Linked DNA regions of Mus musculus: regions 2 and 3 are each linked to region 1. Evidence: chromatin loops called from intact Hi-C (ENCODE). Cell type or tissue: left cerebral cortex. All regions are shown on one strand.

Region 1 (8,000 bases):
GGCAGCTTTTATAGTTGTCACAACTAGAAGAAGGGGGTGGTGCCACAGGATTTAGTGAGCAGATATTAGAGACGCTGCTAGGCAGACTGCCATGCACAGGACGGCACGGTGACAAAGGATTATGGGTCCAAATGTCATGCGGTGGAGGTGAAGGGAACCTGTGTTCAAGAGAGGGCAAAGCCAGGGGTGCAGATGACTACTCCAAAGGCCATAATGTACCAAACCCCGCTGGCTCTTCTGATGGAATCTCACAAGTTCCTCCCAGAATAATCCCCAGCCACACCCCTCCCCCAAGTCCTCCATGACTTCATCCAGACCCTGGAAGAGCAAGAGCGATACTCTCCTTGTATGCTCACCTCATACATACTATAGCATAAAGAAACCTGGGATGTCCTAGGCCTGTTGCTTGCCTGGAAGCAACAGTCCCTGTCCCTTCAGCTCAGAGGCCTGAGGAGGATCAAAATCCCCACTATCGCCACTATTCCATGTGCACTGTGACTTTCTGCAAGTTTCACGTTTCTCAGTGCCCCAGCCTCCCTGTCTATAAATTTGTAGGTTGTCTGCTGTGTCAATCAAATGAAATAATCTACATAAAAATTAATAGGTAGTACAGGGCTTACTAGCTGCTGTTGTTACATTGGTGTCATCTGATCTGAGTCAATGCTGGGAAAGAGACCTCTATGACACCCCAAGATTTTCATGGGATCTCTTCCTGTTCTTGCCACCTACTGCTACAGTCAGAAGAGCCCTGGCTTACCCTCTTCCAGAGCAGAGAACCCAGGCAGGATGTACTAACTAATCCACTCTCACCACTTTGCCTGTGTATTCCTGATATTCCAAAATGTTTCCTCGTCTGTAAAATAGGACCGATCTGCATACAAGCAAAATCACAGCAGTTCTGACGATGGTGAATCTCAAGTGCTCCCAGAACCCAGGACGTGAGGCCGCCGAGAGGAGGTTTTTGGATAAGGGTAGGAGGCAACCTAAAGGGGAAGGTGAGATGTTGGGAGAGTAAAAGGTAAGGCTCTAATGGAGTTCTGGGGAGAAGAGACTTTGTGGCTTACCCCACTGTGTGCAGGCAAATGTGGAGGCTATCACAGCCCAGGCCCAAACAACCTATGGCCCTGTAATTAGGTCAGAGTCCTGAGGGGTCAGCACACAGCCAGGCCTGGGGCAGGGACAGAAAAGAAGGATCCACAGCTGCAAAAAGTGAGTCGGGGAGAGAGGGAGAAAGCAGAAAGTGTGGAGATGCATCTGGAAGGCCAGCCTCTGGTCTCTGAAAGCATGAAAGAGTAGAGGCTAAGAATAGAGAGGTTGGGGAGGAAAAAGACCAGGAGACTGCACAAAAGCAACGCTTGGGAGATCAATGAAGGGAATGAACCGAGAGAAGAAGGACTTAAGGGAGGGAACCGGCTGTCGAGGTGGAGAATAAATCTCAAAATAAATAAGAGTGATGGAGTTCAGCTGGAAGGACTAGAAATGCAACCACCCAGAGGAGACACCAGTCACTAGGGAGGAGTGGGAGAGTGGAAATTAGAGCTCCCGGTGGTGAGCAGGCCAGGGCGAGCTGGAGTATGGGTCCCTAGGGACCATCAGGAATCAGGGTCTCGGAGGGAGGGCGTTGTCACCTCTTTAACTCAGCGTCTGTTTTGCAGGCCAGGATGCTTGGTTAGGGGCAGATGGCAAAGACATACAGCTGCACGGTCACTTCAGTCACCTGGCTGGCACCCATGCAGCTAAGAAAAAGGAAACAGTCTAGGCAGAAAAGACATCGGGCATTGGGCTAGCTGAATTTGAGCAAGAACGGAAAATCTGGCTTTGCAAGCGTTTCTGGACAGTGGGGGGTGGGGGTGGATTTTATTAGCCTCATGCTAGAGGGCACGAAGTTTAGGCTGGACTGTCTTGTTTGCCTACTCTTTTATTCTGGCTGGAGGCACAGGACTTCCAGAGCTCGCTCCTAAAGAGGAATGACCAGCGTGGCTCTCTTCCCAGGACAACTGACCTTCCACCTGCCAGCAGACTCCCAGCCCCGGGGCAGGGGCTCTGTCCACCTCAATGTTCAGTGATTGTCTCTGAAGCCTCGGTCTGTGCAAAGGGCCTTTCTGGGCAGCCAGCCAGGGGTGGCCACTTGAGAAGCCCGCCTCTACCTTCGCTTGCACCCCCTTCTTTTGAAGCCGGGCTTTCATAGTGTGTGGGGGAAGGGGGGCTAGATGCAGCGAAGTCTGGCCAGGGGAGTGGTGGGGACAGGGTCTAGTCTGCCACGGGTGCCTCGGGGCAGCTGAACCGCCAGGCAAGGAGGGAGCCCGCTCCCCTCCTGGGGGCGCTCCCTTCGCGCGGATCTGGGCTGGGAGGAGGAGAAGGAGCACTCCCCCGGGGGCTTTCCCGCTGCCGGCGACGGGGGAGACGGAGCCTCCGGGCCCCGCAGGCGAGGGAGGGGTGCGGTCGGGGCGGGGGCCGGGCTCCCCGGCTGGCTGCGGGGTCCGGCCCGGCGGCCGCCTGCGGCTCGGCGCTGCTCGGCGCTCCTGCCCGGCGGGCGCTGCATTCTCCGAGTCTCCACCAGAGGCTGCGGGAGGAAGGAAGGGATCCGTCCCTTGCACACTTCCCCCCTAGTCAGACACGCACACTCCCTCGCTCTCTCGCTCCTCCACACACGCGCGCACTCGCCGCCGCGGCTCCCCCTCTCGCTCCCGCTCTCCCTCGGCTCCTCCGAGCGGACGCCAGAGCCGGACCTGGCTGTGATCCTGCCGCTTGCTGGCGTCCCAAGGCGCGGACCAGGGTGCAGTCCGGCCGCTCCCCAAGGTAAGAGCGCGCGGCACCCGCGGGAGGACAACCGATCGCCGCTGGGGAAGGCTGCGGGCCGGGAGGGTGCACGGGCCGGGGAGAGGCGGGCGCGGCGCGGCGCGGGCTCCGGGGCAACAGCTGAAGCGCGCCCATCCCGCGCCCCCTCCCCGGCGGGGAGACAGGGACTTTCCCACGTCCAAACTTTCCCCGGCGCGGAGCCCAGCCCGGCCACCTCCCGGCCCGGGAGTCGCGGTCCCTGTGTCCTGAGCTCCAGGATGCCCCCGAGGCCGGGGAGGAAGGGGGTGTCTGCGCCAGGGGTGTAGGGCCGGAGTGCGGGGAGGGGTGGGGAGATGGAGAATCCAGCCTCTGTACGGGCCGGGACCCCGGCATTCCCGCCGCCCACCCCGCGCCGCCCCGGCTCGGCTCGCAGCCCCTCCCGGAGGCCCGGCGATCGGCGCGGCGGGAGCGTGTGCGCCGCGCGGGTGCGTGTGCGGGTCGAGCCGCGGCGACACGCGCGGCTGCGGCCACCCCTGGGTGGGGTGAGCTGGACAGGCTATGAGGACCCTTGTGGCCCTGCCGACGTGACCCCCTGCTCCCTTCGGCCGTCGGATGGCCGGTGGAGATTGAGAGGTAGCTCTACCCTCTTCATCCGCACACGACTCCGGGGACTCTGTCCCCACCACGGAGAAGGACCGGGCTTCACAGGCTCACGTCCAAAGCACGCGCCACTCGGGACTGACCCTCCGGAGGCCGGGGTGCGGAACCGGGAGGCGTGGACCTTGCGACTGTGAGGGCGTACAGGCTGCGGGACCCTCGATAGACACTATCCCTAACCACGTCTCCCTTGGCTCGGGACCTGACTTCGCCACTTCCGCTGTGGCCTGGTCGGGTCCCTGCCCCAGCTTGGGTGCTGCTGGAGACGACCCTGTAGGGTGCAGCGGGCGGAGCGCAGAGAGAGGCTGGAGTCCCCCGAGGTCTCCCCAAGCCGCAGAGGCACCCCCTGCTGGCGGGCACAGCAGCGACGGCTGAAGCCTGCGGGGCCCGGCCGGTTGAAGGCTTGTCCGGCTCGCGCTGCTAGGAGCCCCCTGCTTTCTCTCCTACCCTTCCTAGTCGGCGGCGGCGTTGGTCGGAGGGTGTGCGTTCCATCTGATGAGCTCCCTGGGTCCCAGAACCAGCAGGAGTGCTCAACTTGGCCAGAGTCTTGATTGTTAGTATTGGCTACTGCCTCTGCTTCTTCTCCTTCTGTCCTGGAAGCCTATCCATTATGTCCTCTGTCCCTCAGAGTATCTCCCACGCTAGCCCACCAGTGCCCACCCTGACTCTTTTTGGGATGTGGGGGCTTGGCCCGTCTCATCCTCAGTGTTGCCACCTTCTTTCACCCTTCTTGCCTCAGTGTCTGTCAGGTCAGAAGGCATCTTCTTCCCCAAGCCAGCCTCTACTCTGCGGCAGCAGGATTCCCGGCTTTTTCCAGTGTTCCCTTAAACACTGCTTGGGATGAAGTGGGGGTGTCTCTGTGATCTTCCTTCACTACAAGAGTACCTGTGCTCCCCAGCAGGTGCTTTACCAAGCTAGGTCTCTCAGCCTAGGACATCTGCCTCTGGGGCACCCTGTCTGATTCTATCTACCTGGGCTGTCCTCCTTCCCATCCTGAAGTATTTATTGGAGGGTGGGTTCTGGGGTCACAGGGCAAACACTATCAAAAGGCAGAATGGGAACCCAGACACCCTGATATCCGGGCCTCACCAATTGTATGCTGGGTGAGTGTGAGGGAAAATGGATCCATTTCTTGTCCTCAGACTGCAGGCAAAGCAGGAAGGCGTTTGCTTCCATGCAGCATGAGGTATTTAAGGTAGATCCCCAGAGCTCTCAGGGGGAGAAAGCTGTTAAGTGAAAAACTGTGGTGACCCTGGGTACATGTGTATAGTGTGTGTGTGTGTGTGTGTGTGTGTGTGTGTGTGTGTGTGTGTGGCTTGGTTGCTTTTGCACAGAGGCTGGGCCTCAGCCTCTTTCCCCCTCTGGGGTTCTCTGTGTCCGTATCCTGTGGAGTTCTGAGACTCCCTGTGAGGCCTCGGGCTGGAGATGGAACAGGGATCTTCACCACAGCAAAGTTTGGAACAGTTTATTTACCACACCAATAAAGGAGTTGGCCAATTAAATTTCCTCTTTTATCTGAGTTTTTCTCTTGTTTTCTTCCATCAGGAAAATCCATTGGAAATACAGCCCGGGGGGGGGGGGGGAATGAGTTTCTGTTTATGTAACTGCACCCTTGCTGGGAAGCCTAGGAGAGGGTGGGGGGCTAGGCTGAGACCCAAGCTAGGGTTATACCAGCCCTCCCTCGGGAACCAAGACAGGCTGCATCAGTCGTTCTTGGCTGGGAGGAGACCAACACCTCAGTCCAGGCTCAGGAACTGAAGCCTTGTTTCCTGAATGTCCCCCACATACAAAGGAGGCTCTCCATCAGCTTTAGCTTCTCAGAGCACCCTTAAGATGGAATGTTGGATGGGATGCCTCTGCTTCTTGGCCGCTTGAGTTCTGTAACTGGGATCTCTAAAAATAAACAAAAACAAAAAACAAAAGCCTAAGGTCATGTTCCCACCCCACCCCACCCCTGCCTTACACAGGACAGGCTCTGATCTCAACATTGTCATCCAGACAATGGGCACTACTAGACTTCATCTCACAAGGAAAGGGTAAAAACTAACAGGAAAGTTACCTTGCACAACAGCCTGAGTCTATGTATGTGCGAGGCAGAGGTTTAGAACAGGGAGGCTGGAGGCATAGCTGTCGTGCCCTTGGGCTGGCTGTTGACTGTCTTGAGGGCATTCAGCACAGGAGGAGAAGAGGATCTAAAATCTATTTGGGCTCCACTCAACAAGTCGGAGCCCTAAAGGCACTGCATGAGCCCGGAGGAGGGCACACTCTCCTCTAATTTGCACAAAGGTGATGCTCCTGGGTTCTGGGCCCATGTTGCTGCTTGCCCTAAGAGGCTCCTGTTTTGTTAATGCTAAGGACACAAACAGTACCCACTCCTAAGCCAGACTCTCTTACAGGGGACCATGCCTCCCTACATCTGAGTATAGTCTGGGTCTGAGTATAGAAGGTTCCAGAGCCTGAAGGTGCTTCTTTACTACCATGCTTCCTCCCGGCCCCACCTTACCTGCAATCACGTGGAGGGGACGGACTCCTTATTTCCTCATGAGAACCCCCAGGCTTTGACTGTCTGCTTGCCACCAACCAGCTCTGTCGATGATGCAAGCGGGGCTTATGACTTGGGGCCTGTGTGACTTTGGACAAGTTACTTCACCTCTCTGAACCTCTGAACCTCAGTTGTTAGGTTGCTGAGTGGGGAAAAAAAGGAAAGAAGGAAAGAAAGAAAGAAAGAAAGAAAGAAAGAAAGAAAGAAAGAAAGAAAGATGCATAAGTTAGTTTCCTCTGCACCATGATGGGCACTTAGGTCGCTGGTTAACCACAAAATTGATTATGGTAATACTCTGTTAATAATCCTGAGCGCAATGGCTTTGCCACAATGGCTTGCCTACCTGGGGGCTAGAATCAGACTTTTTCTGATCTCAGGCTCCTCCTGAGCTTCCAGGGTTGTGGAAACTGGCTGGTTAAGTAGCAAGGGACAAAGGAAGGTTCTAGATTTCACAGATTCGTTTTTGTCCTAGTTTCTGCCTTCTCTCCCCCAACCCATCCCGTGATTCCCACTCTGACTCAGGCATCATGATGGAAACCTCCTCGCCAGCCTGCAGGCCTCCGGTCTTCCTCCTACCACAGTCCTTGCTGCAGTCACAGGCATCCTTCCTCAGCACAGGTGGGATCACGTCACTTGCTTGATTAAAACCCCTCCATGGCTCCCCATCGCCTACTGAATTAAGTCTAGATTCTGCACAGTGACATTCAAGGTCCTTGTAACCCCTCTGCATCCTCTTTTATCTTCTACGATGCCTCCAACCCAATGATCCTGCTCAAGGCCTGAACGGCTCTTCCTCTCAACACCCAGTCCAAAGCCCCATGACCCAACTTACGCAACAGTCTCTTCCCTAGGTCACACATGCACTTGTCTGTGCAGTTTTCCATCCGTTCATCATCTAGTTGGAAAAAAAACCCAACACACGAGCATGTGTTTGCTAGGCATGAGTTTGTGCTGAGCGGTGTGCTGAGGGTGGGAAACACAACTGTTAATCCCAGACAGCAGGAGGCCATCGGTCCAGCATGGCCCGCGGATAATTAAGCGGTTCTCAGCGCGGTGGTAAGAGCTGTGGGTGAGTGGCAGAAACTTTCAGAGTGAGGTATAAGCAGGGCCCTGTAGGATTGAATAATGGTCCTTTAAGGAGCAAGGGGGAGGCAGACTGGAGAGGAAGGGGGCTCCAGGCTCAGGGGTTTGGAAGTCCCCTGAGGGGGAAAGGGTGGGAAACTGCCAACCCAGTTGCTGAAGCAATTGCATGGAATGGGGATCCCAGGGAAGCCACCCCTGGGGCTTCGGAAGCAGGGCCTGTATGGCTGGAGAGCCACAGGAAGCAGGAAGGCGATATGGGATGGTGTCTCTGAGCAGTGGGGACCCTGAGGGTCTCAACAAGGGAAGCACCTGGTGACATTTGTCTGCAGAAGCTTCAGCCCAGCTGCAGGGAGAGTGGCTAAATTGGGAAGCCAGGTCCAGGGCTGCCATTGCTAGGCCTGCTACGACTGCTGCCTTTAGGGCCCAAGAGGGCCAGATGAATGCGGTGGACACGCGTGTGCCCATGTCTGGCGCATGAAGCTCTTGGGTCATGGTGACAGTAAATATGGGGCAAGGGTTACAGAAGCAGTGGGGACCGGCCGGGGACAGATGCTTGCGAGAGGCTGACGGGACCCAGGGTACAGTGATGAAAAGCCAGGTTCCTTGTGGGGGCTGGACACATGTCTGTGAGGTCCCAAGGCTGAGGGGGTTCACCCCACATCTAGTCTGAAGCATTAAGAGGTCTTGTAGGGCTCCTAATTCTCGGGTTCAGATGCTGCCCAGTGAGCCCTATGCCACCACCCAGTGGCCACCACTCTGCCTCGAACCCTAGGAGGAGATTTCCCTCTTTCTTGCTCTCCGCATGTCCTCAGTGTTTCTCAGCCAGAGCCACTTTTGGTCCCCAAAGGACATTGGGTGATGTCTAGAAATGAATCCGGGTCAGAGGCCATTTCTGGCACCCGGTGGGTGAAGGCTGTCACTGACAACAGTGCCAAGCCAC
Region 2 (8,000 bases), 160 kb after region 1:
TTGGGTCTCTGCTAAATCTTGAAATGGTACACACCCACTTCTGCGGGACCTGGGGTCACTTGCTCAACCTCTCTGAACTGACCTGACTCTCCCAGGATAACCACACATAGTCAAAGGATGGCTGATAAGACTGATTGAGGTAATGTAGAAGATGCTTCTGGGGCAAACTGGCCTCTGGAGTCACAGTTACTGAACCAATCACACACAAAACCCCCTTACCCCCTCTCTAGTCTGTAACCCCCTCCCCAAGCCTGATTCATCTCTTTTCCATATCTGGGCAGTCCCTGGTGCCCTCCAAGCGCAGCTCAAAGGAATGTAGCCCAGAGCCCCTCAGGTTTGAGGTCCCACCTCCCCGACTCCCTGTGAGGTTGCTCTTTACAGTCCCAAGTCAGAGCAGAGTGGAGGTTATTGGGTGTGTGTTAGCTGAGAGCTTGGACCCCACGGGCCCATGTGTCAGAGCAGAGATCCCAACGGGGTGGTCAAGTCTTCACCCAGGACAATTCTAGGGCCAAGCTGCAGCTACCCAGAACTGAGCCCCCAGCTTGACCCTAGTGGGATGACCGCGTCCTCCAGATATTAGAGCTCTCCAGTATTGCAGACTTCTGGCCTTGAGTACAGAGCCTGCACTTGGCAGCCATGGGGACCAGAGAGGCATCTTCCTAGTCAACTGGCTCTCCTGGTACCAACAGCACCTCTGCCCCACTCACTCCCCCTCAGTTCCACACACTTAGCCCACGCCCAGCCCAGGCTCCATCCACTCACACAGTAACGCTGTCCTGCGATCCTCCATACCGGCATCCCTTCCCCTCCAGACCCCTGAAATCCTACTCAAGGCAGAACCCAGAAGAGGCGTCTCTGCCTTCCTGCCTGCCTTCATCACTCCTGCCCTAATTAGTATTCCGAGGAGAGGCCTCTCTGCAGGCCCCAGGATTTGTTTGCCAGCCGGCCAGTTCCCTGTCTCCCCAGTTCGGAGTGAGTAATTCCGTCCCTCCCAGGCCCATTTAAGGGAGTGAATAATTAGTTACATTCAATTAGGCCTCTTGCTGCTACAGTGGCTCCTGCCTGCCTCACTTGGGGGGACAGGCTAGCTAATGAGACGCGCACACGTCTGACACAGGGGAGCGGGTGTTAAACACAGACGACCCCCTCAGCCCTCGGCGGGGTGCAGAGAGCTCAAAGAGAACAACCGGGGCCAGAGAAGTCAAGGATGGAGGCAGGAAAGTAGTAGAGGGAGTGGATGGAAAGAAAATGGATGATGGAGAGAGAGAGAGAGAGAGAGAGAGAGAGCCTCAGGAAGATCCAGAGGAAGACCAGAAGAGAGTATGCTTCTAGTCCAGCAATATCAGGGCTCCCTAACTAGTCAGGAGCCTGCCATACAAATGGAATCTGGAGCGATTAAAACCATGTTGTGGCTCTATATATTTATTGGCACGGAGAGACATCTGGTGTATCCCGCTAAGCAAAGAAAGCTGCTTACAAAACAGTGCATGTAATAATATCTCAAGTTTAAAAACTATTTGTGGCACACAGAAAGCAATTCTGAAAGGACCGTACCTTATGATTGGCAGGATGGTGGGAGGCGCACAGGTGGCCTTGTTTTCCTGGCCCTGTGCATCGCTCCGATGGGGGTGTGATTCTGGAGTATGGCTTTTATAATTAGCCAAAACAATAACACTTGTTTGAGAGAGAACCCGGGTGTGGTGAAGGGGCTGGAGATGAAGGAGGTGGGCAGGAAGTGGGAAGGATGGATTGAGGGCCAGACAGTCCCTGAAGGAAGTGGGAGGGAGGCCTGGTGTGAGGAGGAGGCAGGGGCTAGCTGGACAGACGGACAGACCCAGATCGACACATCCGCAGGGCAAGAGACAGAAGGCCTGGTGCTGAAGAGGAAGCACAGACCCAGCCCACTGCCCCTGGGGCAACACCTGCTGGGTTGCCAGCAGGTGATCTTTCTAGAATTCTTATTTTACCACACGACTAGTTTCAGAAAAGCCTCCTTCAGGAAGGACCTCCCCACCCCAAACTGCAGCACGATTCCCCACCCCCTTTTTAAATTAAAACTGCATCTCCCCACCCCGGCGGGTGGGTTTGTAATTTTCTATGCCCGGCTGACTCCAGGGGAGAGCAATCCTCCTCCGGGGCACAGCCTTTAATAACTTCTGCTGCCCAAGGAACCTACTGCAAGCCTGAGTCTGCGAGAGGGCATCTGTGTGCGCACACCTGGAGAAGGGCCACCTCAGGCTACGTTGTACCTAGTAGGGCTGCCCAAAAGCAGTGTCCAAGTCTTGGGTTGCAGTGCCTTGGGCCCAGGTCATTGTGTAACAACTTCAGCCAAAGCCCCTAGGGCTTCATCCAACCTCCTGAATGGCAGAGGATGAAGACGGTGTGCTTAGAACACGCTACCTGACCTGCTCATGTTCCTGTCAGGACTATATATATATATATATATATATAGTGTGTGTGTGTGTGTGTGTGTGTGTGCGCGCGCCAAGCAAAGGATTGAATACATTGAGATTCCCTGTCTTTCCATCCTAAACCCTCCATATTAACAAGACCTTCAAACTATAAAATTAGCTGCATTTGCGTGTTGGGAAACAACGCAGAACCCTCTCATTCCCCCCTGAGAAGCACCTTTAAGAGCCAATAGACTTTGCCCCAGGGAAGGGATCTTGGCCCAGGTGGCCTCATCTTTTCTAGTCTCCAGACCTACATCCTCGACCGCTTAGTTGCCCAGCTCAGACCCCCGTTTGTCCCAGTCTTGATGGGAACGAACTTAGATCTAGATCTCAGCTCTAATCCGAACAAGTTGTTTGGCCTCTAAGCCCCATCTGTGAAATGGGTGCAGTACGATCCCACACCTCAGATGAGTGTTCAGACTGAGACTGCCTGTTAAGTTCTAATCAGAACTGAGGAGTGAGGAAGGCAGGAGGACAGGCCTCATTTCCAAAGCATGGGCCCTGTGCAGAGCCAGCTCAAAGCAGAGCTATCATCACCTAGGACTGTCAAGCAGCCAGCAAGGACTTTAGAGTGTTACCTTGCTGCCACCTGCTGGCCACTATCAGCATCACAGGCACCCCTCCATCTCTGCCACCCCAACACCTGCTGGTCCTCCCTTTAACATTCAGGCTGGACAGGAAGGATCCTTAGAAAACCAGTCATTCATTCATCAGGGATGTGTGGCAGAAGCCCATACTGTAGGGAACTCCCGGCATCACAGACAGCTCATGTTAAGCTGCTGTAGAACCAGAGCATGCCCACCTCTTCCCTCTGGGAGGGATGCTAAAAGATACAAAAGTTACTTTGCTATGCTTGGCTCTGCAGACTTTCGGAAGAAACTTCCAGAAGCCGACCAGAGACATGAATGGAAGCAGACAGTGAGTCAGGGAGTTGAGCCAGGGAACACGTTGAACCGAGAAAGTGACAGACAAAAAGCAGCAGGACCATGCGCAGGCTGTGGGCGTGTGAGGTTACATCACTCTAGGGAAACGGGGTGTGGTCACCCCTCAGGGATAGGAGGCAGCTCAGCTGACATAGTGTTTGCCTGACATGCATAAAGCCTCAGGTTTAGTCCCTTGAACTGCACTGAACTGTTTCTGGTGGCTCATGCTGATAACCCCAGCACTGGAGGGTCAGCTTGCCCTCCTCTGCCGTGTGGTGAGTTTCAGGCCAGCCTGGCGTGCATAAGACACTATCTCAATTAGCTGGACTGATAGTGTGTGCTCCTGGGCACTCACTCTCCTAGCTGTTCCCAGCCTGGCCTGCAGCCACCACAGCCACAAAAGTATCCAGGATGGGGGAAGCCCCAACCATTAATCCCAAAGCCAACAGGAAACCCACTGCTTACACAGCAATGTGAGCCAAGGGCAACTGTACTCAGAGTGTGTTCTCTGATCCTGCAGTATCAGGACCACCTGGGGAACTTGCTGGAAATGCAAATTCTTGGTCCTGGTCCCAGATCTGAGCCAGAAACATGGGAGGTGCGGCCCAGCAATCTGTCTCTCGGCAACCCTCACAGTTGGTCACTTTGTTCCTTCAAATCCAAGAACCTGTAACCTGGAGGAGAGTCTGGAAGCCACCACCGCCACCAGCACCTGCCGCGAGGGTGTGACAGCTGCCCTCTAACAGAGGCAAAGGTGGCAGTGACTGGCCCAAGATCACTCAGGTAACAGGTGGGAGATGAGTCTTTTGCCTCTATCCAACACACATGCATGTGTACGCGCACGCGCGCGCGCGCGCGCGCACACACACACACACACACACACACACACACACACACACCCTGCCATGGAAGTTAGCGCCACCAACATTTGGGCTCTAGGCAGGGGATGAGTATTAGACCCTAAAGTTCTCCTCCCCCTCTGTCATACTTCCCTCTGCTTTCTAAACTGAAGCTTCCACCTGGTGCCACCAAATGGCCCTGGAAGCTCTTCTGGGAAGACTGCCAAAGCCAGGTGTCCTTCTCTTGGCTTTCAGCTGCACCCTCGTCCCTCAGCATCCCCGGCTTCCATCAGGACCAGCCACTGCCAGCTCCACCCTCTAAGCAGTGGGATCCAAACATCCTGAGACCCACGGGTTAAACCTCAGTAGGAGTCTTGCGGGAACCCTCTTTCAGGCACGTCTCCTCCTTCCCCTCCTTGTCCCCCGGCCTTCCTTCCCTCCCCTCTGCTCCCACTCCATCTGCCGCTCCTCCTGGCTAGGCTCCCCTACAGTTGGCACAGCAGGAAAAGAGAACAGGATGGTCTATTTTTATCCCGAGATGTTGTCGTGGGGCAGGAGAGGGACCCAGGATCTCCCTGAAAGCTGTCGCCCACCATGCCTAGGTTCTGGAAAGCAGAGAGCCAGATCTTGGAGCAGCTTGGAGATGAGAGTTCATGGGCCACTGCACAGCCCTGTGTCACCGATGGCAAGTCACTCCACCTCTTTTTACCCATTTGCACCCCTGCAAAACAGCGAGGCACACCGACCCTGCCTGCCCTGCAAGGCTGCTTCTGTGTACCTGAAGCCTTGCAAGCTTGCTGCTGGTTGTGAGCACACAGGCAAAACTCCCTGGAGACACAGCAGTCTGGGGACACTCTTACTTAAGCTCAGAAAAGATCCTAATTCTTTCAACCTAACAGCAAACCCAGCATGTCCACCCTTCATCTCCTTTGTACATGTTTGATGGTTTTTTAAAATTACATAATCATTATATGAATCTTCTGTTCTCTTGGAAAAATAATGAAGCATTATTGGAAACACAACACTCCCACCCACCCACTTCAGACCACACCATTCTTTTTTTAAAAAAGATAGTTCGTTTATATTATGTGTACAAGTGTTCCACCTGTGTGGACAGTGCACACATGATACACATATGCCCTGTGTGAGGGCTGGAAACTAAACCCAGAGCCTTCGCAGGAGCTGCTGCTCCTAGCCCTGACCCATCTCGCTAGACCACTGTCAAAGTTGGGATTTTCAATGCTTTGTTTTACCCACACAGGCATTCATGGTATCTTAGCTTTCCTTCCATATCTATACATACTGTATTCAAATATAATATGCAGCCTGCTTACATACTGTCATATCGTATATAAAAACTGTTTGAAGGATGTGTGGCTTTGTGTGTATGGTTCGGGTTGTTGGGAGAAGTTGTTGCTCTTTAATGTTTGTTTTTGAGACAGTATCATTGTGATGGTTTGTAAATGCTAGGCCCAGGGAGTGGCACTATTAGGATGTGTGGCCTTGTTGGAGTAGGTGTGTCACTGTGGGTGTGGGCTTTAAGACCCTCACCCTAGCTGTCTGGAAGTCAGCTTCAGCCTAGCAGCCTTCAGATGAAGATATAGAACTCTCAGGTCCTCCTGCACCATGCCTGCCTGGATGCTGCCATGTTCCTGCCTTGAGGATAATGGACTGAACCTCTGAACCTGTAAGCCAGCCCCAATTAAATGTTGTCCTTTTAAGAGTTGCCTTGCTCATGGTGTCTGTTTACAGCAATAAAACCCCAACTAAGACAATCATGTAGCCCAGGCTGACCTTGAGTTAACTATATATCCAAGGCTAGCCTTGAACTCCTAGTCCTCTTCCTCCTGAGTGCTAGGGTTACAGGCATGCACCACTGTTGAGGTTTGATCTTGCTCTGTATTGTAATGGGTTTGTGGCCCCAAGACCTGGAGTCTGTACTGTAGACAACCCCCCCAAGTGACCCCAAGTTATTTCTGATTGGTAAATAAAGATGCCAGCAGCCAATAGCTAGACAGAAGAGACATAGGTGGGGCTTAGTATTCCTGGGCTTGGCGTTAGAAGAGAACCAAGAGAGAGAAGAGGTGAATGGAGGAAAGAGAAGCCACCATGGATTAGGAGAGTTTAAGAGAACATGGACCTGGGGCTGGCCAATAGGAGATAAGAGCAGCCCCGATGAAACATAGTAAGTAGTAAGTAATAACTGGGGGTTATCAATAGGAAAGTAGATTCAAATAGCATACAGGGTAGGCAGGTGCCCAGTTCTTGTGCTGTTTAAGGCTTATTGTAAATATAAAGGTTGAGTGTGTCTTTTATTCAAGAACTAAATGGTAACACACAGGTAGAAACCCCAGGGCGGGATTAAATAATTTCTACAATACACCACCACATCCATTTTAGGATATGTGCACATGTGCACACACGGGGTACATTACCACAGAGCACACATGGAGGTCAAATGACAACCCTCTGGATTTGGTTCTCTCCCTTTTACCATGAAGTCCCAGGGATCAAAATCAGGTAACCGGGTTTGGGCAGCAAGCTCCTTTACTCACAAAAGCCATCTTACCTGCCTTGGAATGTGTTTTAAAAGCTATTTCTCTACCCATCATTCTACTACCTGTTTTCTGCCCCACCTGCTAGAGTTTCTGAGATGTCATTGTATAAATAATTACAGATTTATTTAGCCAGTACCCTGCTGATGGGCAACCAGGTGCCCTCTAGCAGCACAAGCTGTGGGCCACGGACTCCTGTGTCCATGACTCCTTACAGTGAACGCCGCAGCAAGACGACTCTGGGTCCTGCACTGCTGCACTTGGTAGGTATCACTGTGGACCCCCGATGCCCGAGCTCTCCCTCCATCCTTAAAAAGCAAGTTGAGAAATGATAGGGGGCAGGCATGAGAGTTAGCTGCACTGGGCTCTGTCTTGGCTCATCTCAAACTTCAAAGGTCAGCAAGCAGTCCTCAGAGCCAGGCCCCTGCTCCCGAGCCGAGCCATCGCCTCCAAAGCAGTTCCAGGGTTCAGACCAGGGGCCTCAAGGCTATGCTGTCTGTCACCTGCCGCTCCTGCACTGAGATGCGACTCTCTTTACCATCCTCCTGTGTGACAGGCTGACACCCGTGCAGCGTCTCCTGCACTGGAGCAGCGGTGTTATGACCGGGATAATCTTCCATCTCCTGGGGATCTTGCCGTCGAGCCGCAGGGGGTAAGATCTGGGGAGTCAAGGTATAAGGTCCAATGTCACCTCTAGCCACAGAGCCACCCTGCCTCTGAGGAATAGAATCCCTCCTTCAAGTCCTTTCCAATGGGGTGGGAGGATGGGGGTGTACCAAAACTGATTTCTTGGATGCCTTCTGCCCCCTGCTGGACACATGAAATTTGGCAGGAAATTTCCAGAGCCACTGCAGACCAGCAGGAGAAACTGCCCCTTTGGTTCCACCTACTGGCCCCTGAAGGCGGGATCCACCCACCCCCACCCCCCACCCCCACCCCCCGCCGCCGACTCCCATCCCCAGCATTCAAGGCTGGAGGAAAGCACAGCCAGAGTTTCTCTGCCAGTGGTGCCCAGCTCTGCCCTAAGGGGAAGTAGTTGAGTAGGAGGAAGCGATGGAGACTGAGAGCAGGGCTGGGTGGGGGTGCGAGTAGCCCACCTATATGTTCCAGGGAACGGACCCTAAACCTGTTTGGGCATGTGTGTGCGCGCATGTGCGCGCGCGGAGTGTGGCGTGGTATTGGGTGTATGCTCATGGCGTAGAGGGTCCACACACCCATGTACACATTATT
Region 3 (8,000 bases), 67 kb after region 1:
CCTTCTACACACTCCGGGCCCAAGCCAGGGATCGAGCCACCAACCGTCTGCTGGAGCCCGAGTCGGAGTTCATCATCAAAGTACAGGACATCAACGACAGTGAACCACGCTTTCTCCACGGCCCCTACATTGGCAGTGTGGCCGAGCTGTCACCTACAGGTGGGCCGGGGGTGGGGATGGGTGAGGCCTGGGGTCAGGATGCCCCAAGGGAGGCTGGCATGTGCTGGTTTCGTCCTGATGGAAAGGGCAGGAAAGACAGAGTAGCTACCCCTGGGTGCAGAGGACAGCCTGGAGCAGGGCACATTCCCAGCTACATAGCTGGGCAAAGCTTACACATGACCTCAGCTACATCCATATACCATGAGGATGTGGGCATGTCTGTGGACTCAGTGACAACTGAATACTCAGGAATAGCTACACATTCAAGCTTAGCCGTGCAATGCAAGCTCACCTAGACACATGTACACTGTATGCTCAGAGACACAGCCCCACAGGATGGCCATGTTTGACATGGTTACAGCTCTTCTTCAAAGTCCAGCTGCACATAGACACAGCCCCTGCACAGCTGCTGGCTCATCTCCAGGTTAAAATAGCAACAACCAGGCCAGCGCAAATCTGAATATGATCTCGCATATTCGCATAGCATAGCCACCCACCACAGGCACAGGAAATGACCCTCAAACAAAGCAGGCTACTGGGCAAACAGCTGCCATGGTGACCACATTGGAAAGCTTCAGCAAGTGTCATCTTGCTGGGGTGCTGTTCCATCAGGGTACAACTGGAGACCCCCACGTTGACAGCTTTGTTCACTTGCCTGGCATGCCCCAACTTAGAGATCCTCCTGCCTGGGGAATCCAGCCCCATGCTAAGACTCTGAGGCACTGACAGAATCAATTCCTCTTTGCTGGGTGTGGCTGCCAGCACCCAGGGGTACTGCACACACCCACTTGTGGAAGTTTAAAAAAAAAAAAACCACACAGCTTCTTATAGATGTGAGACAGACTGGTTCAGCACACATCTGAATAGAGCACTGTGCCCAGACTGTAGATAGCATGCCTCTGCCCTACCCAGCCATGGTGGGATCCCAAACAGCTGGCTAGATGGCCATCAAGGCTCCACTTTGCCCAGGCTACTGAGTCTCGAGTGGACCCTGACTGAGATACAGGTTGTGGGTCTCAGGCTGCCACTCCATCCTCACCATGTTACCCAAAGGAGTCTGCAAGTCAGACAGGCAAAGAACAGGATCTCTGGATGATGCAAGCTGGCTTGGCCTTTCTCTGGGTCTCTTGCCCTATGGCTACACATCAGAAGCCAGGGCATTTAGACTTGTGGGGAAGGTACAGTCAGCCTCTGTGTATCCAGGTTGGACCAAATCCGGCTCAATAAGCAGATGGCTGAGAGTCAAAGGGAAATGTGGATCGGAGGAAATAGGAGGCACAAAGGAACAGTGGGAAAACTGAGTAGCAGAGATGTAAGCCCTGCATACATACATGCAGGTACATGTGTGTGTTTGATGTATACATGCTTACTAGCTAAGCAGAGCCTGAAAATCCCTTTGTCCTTATGACTGGCCAGGTGTTTGTTGGCATATAGTATTTGTTCACTTAAAGTAAATTTGTTGAATGCCTACTGTGTGCTAGGCATGGGAGGGCTAACTATGTATAGAAAAACAAGAGCCGTACACTTACAAACAGCATGTTCTGGCTAGAGATGACAAACATTAATAAACAGAAAAAAGTGGTCAGAGCAGTAAGGTGCCTCAGAAGTGACTCTGGAGCAGTGACGTGCAAAGATGGCCATGGTGGGGAAAGCACATGGAAAGCAGAATGTGCAAAGGCCCTGAGTATCACGCAGCCATGTACATAATGGTTAGATCTTGATCTTTATTCTGCACGTGCTAGACCAGCTGTGGTGGGTCCCCTTCAGAAGAATGATAGGCTCTGGCCTGGTTTTAACAGGATCTCGTGATTGCTCCATGAGGAGGGAACAGGTATAGGGAAGGCAGGGGCAGGAGCTGGTTGCTCAGAAGGTGCAGTTGTCAAGATGGAATATGGTGGCGGCATCTCTCAAAGTGGCACTAGAGAAGGGACACGGAAACGAGGTCGCTGGTGGATGTCTTTTGAGAGCTAGGCTGAAGGTGTTCACTAATGGATTGGATGTAAGGTATGAGAGAGAGAACTCACATCTTATGTTTAGGGGTTTGACCTGAGCTGGGAACTGGATGGGATTTCCATTTCCTGAGCTGGAAGAACAGCTCTGGGAGACGAAAGGGAAGTGGGAGTCTGGTTTCTGACGTGCTGAGATGGAAGCAGAACAGAGCTCTTTAAACTGTCCGTTGAATAAGCCAGGTCATTGGGGAGCGCTGGGCTGGGGAGATACCTAGGAGGTTGTCAGTGGCAAAGACCCGGGACAGTCTAGAGTTGCCGAGAGCTTAGATATGAATTATATAACAGAGAAGCTGGGGCCCAGGAGACAGTGGTGTGTCCAAGGTCACAAGCAAATCAGAGGCAGTTCAAATCCCCAACTTCCCAGGCCCAACAGCCCTTACCTAATCTCTGGCTCAAGAGGATATGGTCTTGTCTATGTTTTCCCAAAACTGACATGTGCATTTTTTTAAATTAAGAAGTTAAACACACATGCACGCACGCACACACACACACACACACACACACACACACACACACACACACACACACACACACAGAGATCGGTCATCAGACAGCTTTGGGGAGTTGGCTCTTTCCTTCCAATGTGGGTTCTAAGGTTTTGAGCTCAGGCACTCAGACCTGCGTGACAAGCACCTTTATCACCTGAGTCATTTCCCAAGGCCATCCTTCTACCTCCTTTGAGGCAGAGTCTCTCTTGTTTCTACTGCTATGCTCTGTACTCCGGGCTAGCTGACCTCTGAGCTTTCAGATGGTTCTCCTGTCTCTGTCTCCCATCTTGCTGTAGAAGTGCTTGGATTACACATGTGTCCTACCTCATCCTGATTCCATGTTGGTCCGTGGCTCAAATTCCACTCACTAGGCTTGCGAAGCCAGTGCATCTGCCCACTTAGCTGTCTCCCTGACCTGCACACTCTCCCACAGAAAAGACCAAAAAGCTTGAGAGAGCCGGTGCTAGGAACGGAAACAGGTGTTACATCTAAGTGACTTTCAAGAAAGCCTTTAAAAAAGTTCTCTCTACCATACTACAGAGGAAGGCTGGCTCTGGGGCCAAGGTGCTCAGCAATCCCCACCTCACCCTCCCTGATGAGCATGGTAGAGCTATTGTCAACAAGTCACTGAACAGGGGGGAGCACCAGGTCCCAGAGGGAAGAGTCCTGAAGCCAGCGAGTGCTGGAACTGGCCCCTGCAGTTGGCTTCTGGGTTGTCGGAGAGGCAAGGGTCCTTGTTGCACAGATGGAGAAGCTGAACTCCAAGAGGAGGACAGGAGTGCATCCCAGGTCCCACAGAGTGTAGGAGGCACTGGCCTGAGTCCCAGCCTGAACTCACATAGCACTCAGAAGAAAGGCAGGCAGGGTGACTCACTTTGGACAAGCTGGGGAACCGAGGAGGGGGCGGGAAAAGGCAGAAATTAAATTAGTTGATTTTATTTGAGTAACTTTTTGAAGAAGCAAATCCGGCACTGGGTGCTCATGGAGACTCCAGGCGGCTTTGAAAATCAGTCACAATTAACTGAACCTCCTGATCAGGGCTGAGCAGGGCGGGGCCCGACAAGCGGCAGTGGATCGGGCAGCTTCCCGAGATCAGAGGGAGCTGGGACGCAGCTTGCGACATGAAAGGCAGCTGTGCTCGCAAATTAAACCACTCAGAGCTTAAAAGAGAAGGAAAGTGAGCCCGGGGCCATTGAACCACGCTGCTGGGGGGGGGGGGGGGGCCATGCCAGCCCACGCTGGGGCCGGTGCAGAGAAGCAAGTCCTCAGCAGACAGTTGGCAGGCCCAACACCCCTGTGACCTTGAGCCAGCCCCTGTCCTTCCCCAGGGGTCAGAGTTACTTGCTGAGCATTGGGGGTCCTTCATGATGGGAATCAGACTGGCTAGAATTTGGTAGAAATTCTCCCCCTTTTTTAGATGTATGTTAGGATGTCTTTGTAAGTGTGTGCCTGTTCGAGTGTGTGAGTGTGGGTGTGTACACGACACTGAGCACACGTGAAGGTCAGAGGTCATCCTCCACCCTTGGTCCCTATGGTACAGCTTGTCTTTTGTTTGCCCCTGTATGACTAGGCTAGCTGGTTTGTAAGCTTCTGCCGATTCTCCTGTCTCCATCCCCCCATCTTGCTACAGGCACATAGGAACTACAAATGGGCACTATCTCACCCAGCTTTATATGGGTCTGGGGATTAGAACTCAGGTCCCCACATTTGCACAGCAAGTGCCTTCCGTATCCACAGAGCCAGAAACTCTCTTTTTATGAGAGCGTTGAATCACACACTGAAAGAAGGGAACTGAGTGAAGGAGCAGCTCGAAGCAGGGTTCCCAACCCAAATTATCCAGAGAGCTAGTTAACACAGGTTGCCGCATCCATCCCCCGAGGGCTCCTTCCTTTGCAGTGCTGGAGATCAAACTCAGCTCATGCAGGCTAGGTAAGCACTCCATCACAGGGCTCCACCTCAGCCACACCCCCAGGGCTTCCAATCCAGCAGGTCTGACTGCGAGGAAGGATAACAAACTCCCAGGAGCTGCAGCTGGGTTGGATACCACACTTGAACTGCCGCCACATTCAAAGAACATTGCAGGCGCAGGGAGCTATGCGTGCAAGGACCCTAGGACAGGCTGTGCTCATCGAGTTTGCAGGCAGAAGAAGAGACAGGGAGGGTGGCAGAGCTTGGGTACCTCCCTAAACAGGTCTTAAGCTGAAGTACCTAGGACTTGGTGGTGGCTGAGTGAGATGGAGTCAGAGAGGTGATAAGACCCGATGCATACTTTAAAAGAATGGCCTAGCTTGTGTTGATATACAGACTAGGAGCAGAAAGAGGGAGGTGAGAGGGGGCAGCATTTGGACAGGTAAGAGGCAATGGGAAAGAAGAATGCCAGCGTATTATTTCAGAGCAGAGCCCACAGGGTCAGTGCAGGACTGAATAGGGGAGAGAGAGGCAAGCTCAGTACTGGAGCTGTCATGGAGGGAGGAGCAAGTTCATCCTCGGTCTGGCTAAGACAGGGGTGTGCACCATAAACACCGGTGAAAGTGCCTAGGATGAGTCTGAACACTCTCCTAGAGCCGTGGCAGGAGACTCACCAGCAGAGGAAGAGGCAAAAGCTTGGGGCTTCATGAAGTTGACAAGCATTGAGTCTGGGCGGAGAAGCGAGGTCAAGGGGCTCTGGGTGCCTCTCCTAAGCTGTCACAAACTGGCCCAGATACAGTGAGGGGATTCCTGCATCCTCCAGGATACAAGTCTCCCAGGGTTTCCAGACCCAACTCCACTTCTCCAGTCATCGATGCCAACTGTATGCAAAATACAGTGCTTGGCACCACTGAAAACACAGAGCCTCAGCTAGGCAGTGCCAGCACTTGGGGGGGGGCAGAGGCAGATGGATCTGAGTTCAAGTCAGCCCAGTCTACAGAGTGAGTTCTAGGATAGCCAGGGCTATACAGAGGAACCTTTTCTCAAAAAGGAAGAAGGAAAACACAAAGCCTCAATTCAATCTGGGTTCATTAGCCACTGCTTTATTCTGTGACCTGCAGGAGACGCAGAGACCATTGAAACCTGCCAATGTTTATTAGCGCCCACTATATGCATGGCGTCCAGGGTGCTTGACTCGGAGAGCCTGTAACGTGTCAAGACAATGTTTGCTGGAATTTACTTTGCTTTGAGACCCAAGTGAGCAGACATTTGGGGTTCCTGGTACCCACTTCACACCCTGCACACATGTGTGCAGGGTCACAGTGTACAGGGGACCATCCCAACCTCAGAACAGCACTGAGTCAGCTTCATCTCCTGCAACCACCTCCATCAACTGGTAGCAACTAGAGAGTTTGAAGGTTTCATTTGGGCTCAACAGAAAGGAGTACCACAAAAGATTAGTGATGCCTGCTGTAAGGGCAGGGTGGGGGACATGGTGTACCACACAGTAGCAGTGGTGTGGCTGGACCACAGGGTTGGGGCTCAACCAAGTGTGGTTGTTGCAGGCCCCTGCCACAGTCCCATCCCCTTGGCTCCAGTTCCCTGTGAGCTGCATCTCTAATGAGTAGACAGAGCCTGTTTTGCAGTACAACCCGCACTTCTTGGGATATTCAGTAAATAATAGCTATCAGCTAACACTGCTTTCACAGAGCGATTCGCCTTTATCCTCCAATCCCGGGAATAAGGAGGGCAGGTGTTACTGTCTTCATTCTGCCAGATGGGAAGTAAATGCAACAAGAGACAAGTGACTTGTCTGAGGCTCTGTAGTCAAAGCTGAGACAGACCTTGGAATCAGAACTCTCAACGCAGCATCCACAGCTTTCTTCGGGGGACAGTCTCCACGCTTCCTTGCAAAGTACTTTACAGCTTGAAATCACTCTCACGCCTCTAATCTCACCTCATCCTCTTTCATGGGCTCTCTCTTAAATGCTGACACCCCCATTTTGCAGCAAAGGGAACCGAGGTCCAAGAGCAGGAATAAAAGTGTCAGGGCATGCAGTCTGTTTCCCAAATCTGGGGCTCGAGGGGGGGTTGGGTAGCAGAGAGGAGAGGAGGGTGGTTCCCGAGGGTATCATTTGCAGAAGGCAGCAAGCAGTAAGCGGGGAGTCTCCAACTGTCCCATCTGCAGCCAGAGTGTGGCTCAGCAGCCCTAGGGCCCAAGCCAGGAATCAATCGCTGGCCTCGGCAGAGACGACTTCTAAAGATGTTTTTAATTAAAGTCCAGGAAGATCTATATGTGCTACATCCTCTTGCCTAGCAACAGCACTAGCTCCTGCTCCCCTGCTGGAGGGACAACAGGATGGGAGGTTTCTGGTGGGGACAGGTGGCAGGGGGCCCTGGCCTTCGGAGTGGACCCCCAGGGATCCCAGGTAATCTAGACAGAGAAGAGGACACCTATCCTCAGTTTGTCTCTTCCATCAACAAGCTCTTCAAAAGCTGGCGGGATGGCTTGGCGGGTAAAGCTATGGAGGCCTGGTGACCCAAGCTCTAGCTCTGGGGACCATGCAAAGACAGAGAAAAACCAACACCACGAAGTTGTCCTCTGACCTCCACACACATGCACCTCCCCGACCCACACCCCACACATAAAAATGAATAACATGCAAAATTAAAACTAACTAAATAAAAGAAAAACAATCCATCCAAACGTGAGCACCACGTCTGTGCTGGGCTCTAAGCCAACATGGCACCTGGTGCCGAGCTGATGGAGCCACCATCCTGCCTCAGGGGCCTAACACACTGGGCCCTGATAGCTATCAAGTGAATGAGTGCAGCTACATTACAGGGTTTATAGGTTGAGGAGGTGGCTTGGTGGGTAAAGGGCTTACCATGCAAACATGAGGGAGGACCTGAGTTTGGCTCCCCAGCACCCAGCCAGAAGTAGCGTTGTCCTTACCCTTGGGGTCTGCAGAGACTGGGGTGTCCCCATGGCTTGCTAGTCGGCTACTCTAGCCGACTTGGTGAGCTAGCTCCAGGTTCCATGAGATACCTTGTCTCAGACAACGAAGAGCATAGAAATAAGAGAAGACACTCTTACTCTTACATCAACCCCTGCCCCTCCCCCTTTACCACATTGGCCTTCTTCCATTGGCCAGACTGTTGTTGCTGATGCAGACACCAGCATCCCAAACACACAAGGTCACCCACTGGACTCTATGAGTACAGCCTCACGTGAGTGCTGAGAGGACAAAGATCTTGTGGCCTTTAATGTAGGGTATCAGGAAAGCCCTTTGGGGGTGAACATTAGAAACATGCACAGGGCCAAGACTGTGGCTGAGATCCCTAAGAAAAGAGAGAGTGAGGGAGGGGTGTTCTAAGCCTCTGCAAAATGCTCCCTCACCTCTTCAGGCCAGACCCCACCCTTCTGCCCTGTGCT

What was found. Hi-C counts contacts between places; a loop is a spot of excess contacts. Peaks named below come from ENCODE experiments on the same cell type or tissue, not always from the same donor. Only the 100,000 strongest peaks of a DNase experiment are listed, where the experiment ranks them.
Region 2: a loop joins it to region 1, with 7 times the contacts of the local background. A loop is called at or near these places in 16 of 42 quality-filtered maps.
Region 3: a loop joins it to region 1, with 1.9 times the contacts of the local background. A loop is called at or near these places in 2 of 42 quality-filtered maps.

Annotation. Positions count from the first base shown.
Region 1 is chr2:165,229,354-165,237,353 of GRCm38, reverse strand. It overlaps Cdh22 (cadherin 22), which reads left to right and starts at 2,617. Exons shown (of 12, transcript NM_174988.3): 1 at 2,617-2,799. It overlaps Gm36748 (a long non-coding RNA gene), which reads right to left. Exons shown (of 3, transcript XR_375215.3): 3 at 4,440-8,000. In left cerebral cortex, CTCF peaks have their summits at 2,333, 2,554 and 3,787 (motif pointing left); DNase peaks (open chromatin) are centred at 2,359, 2,566, 3,723 and 6,498; H3K4me3 peaks cover 2,482 bases; H3K27ac peaks cover 1,083 bases.
Region 2 is chr2:165,070,151-165,078,150 of GRCm38, reverse strand. It overlaps Cd40 (CD40 antigen), which reads right to left. Exons shown (of 9, transcript NM_011611.2): 9 at 6,497-7,429. The coding sequence ends at 7,238. Among named protein-coding and RNA genes, the nearest start is that of 1700025C18Rik, 17 kb to the left of the region's middle. In left cerebral cortex, CTCF peaks have their summits at 3,041 (motif pointing left) and 7,569 (motif pointing left); DNase peaks (open chromatin) are centred at 3,044, 3,393, 4,716, 7,572 and 2 more places.
Region 3 is chr2:165,162,782-165,170,781 of GRCm38, reverse strand. It overlaps Cdh22 (cadherin 22), which reads left to right. Exons shown (of 12, transcript NM_174988.3): 3 at 1-159. Among named protein-coding and RNA genes, the nearest start is that of Gm36803, 43 kb to the left of the region's middle. In left cerebral cortex, no CTCF peak of the experiment used is centred here; a DNase peak (open chromatin) is centred at 3,529; H3K27ac peaks cover 255 bases.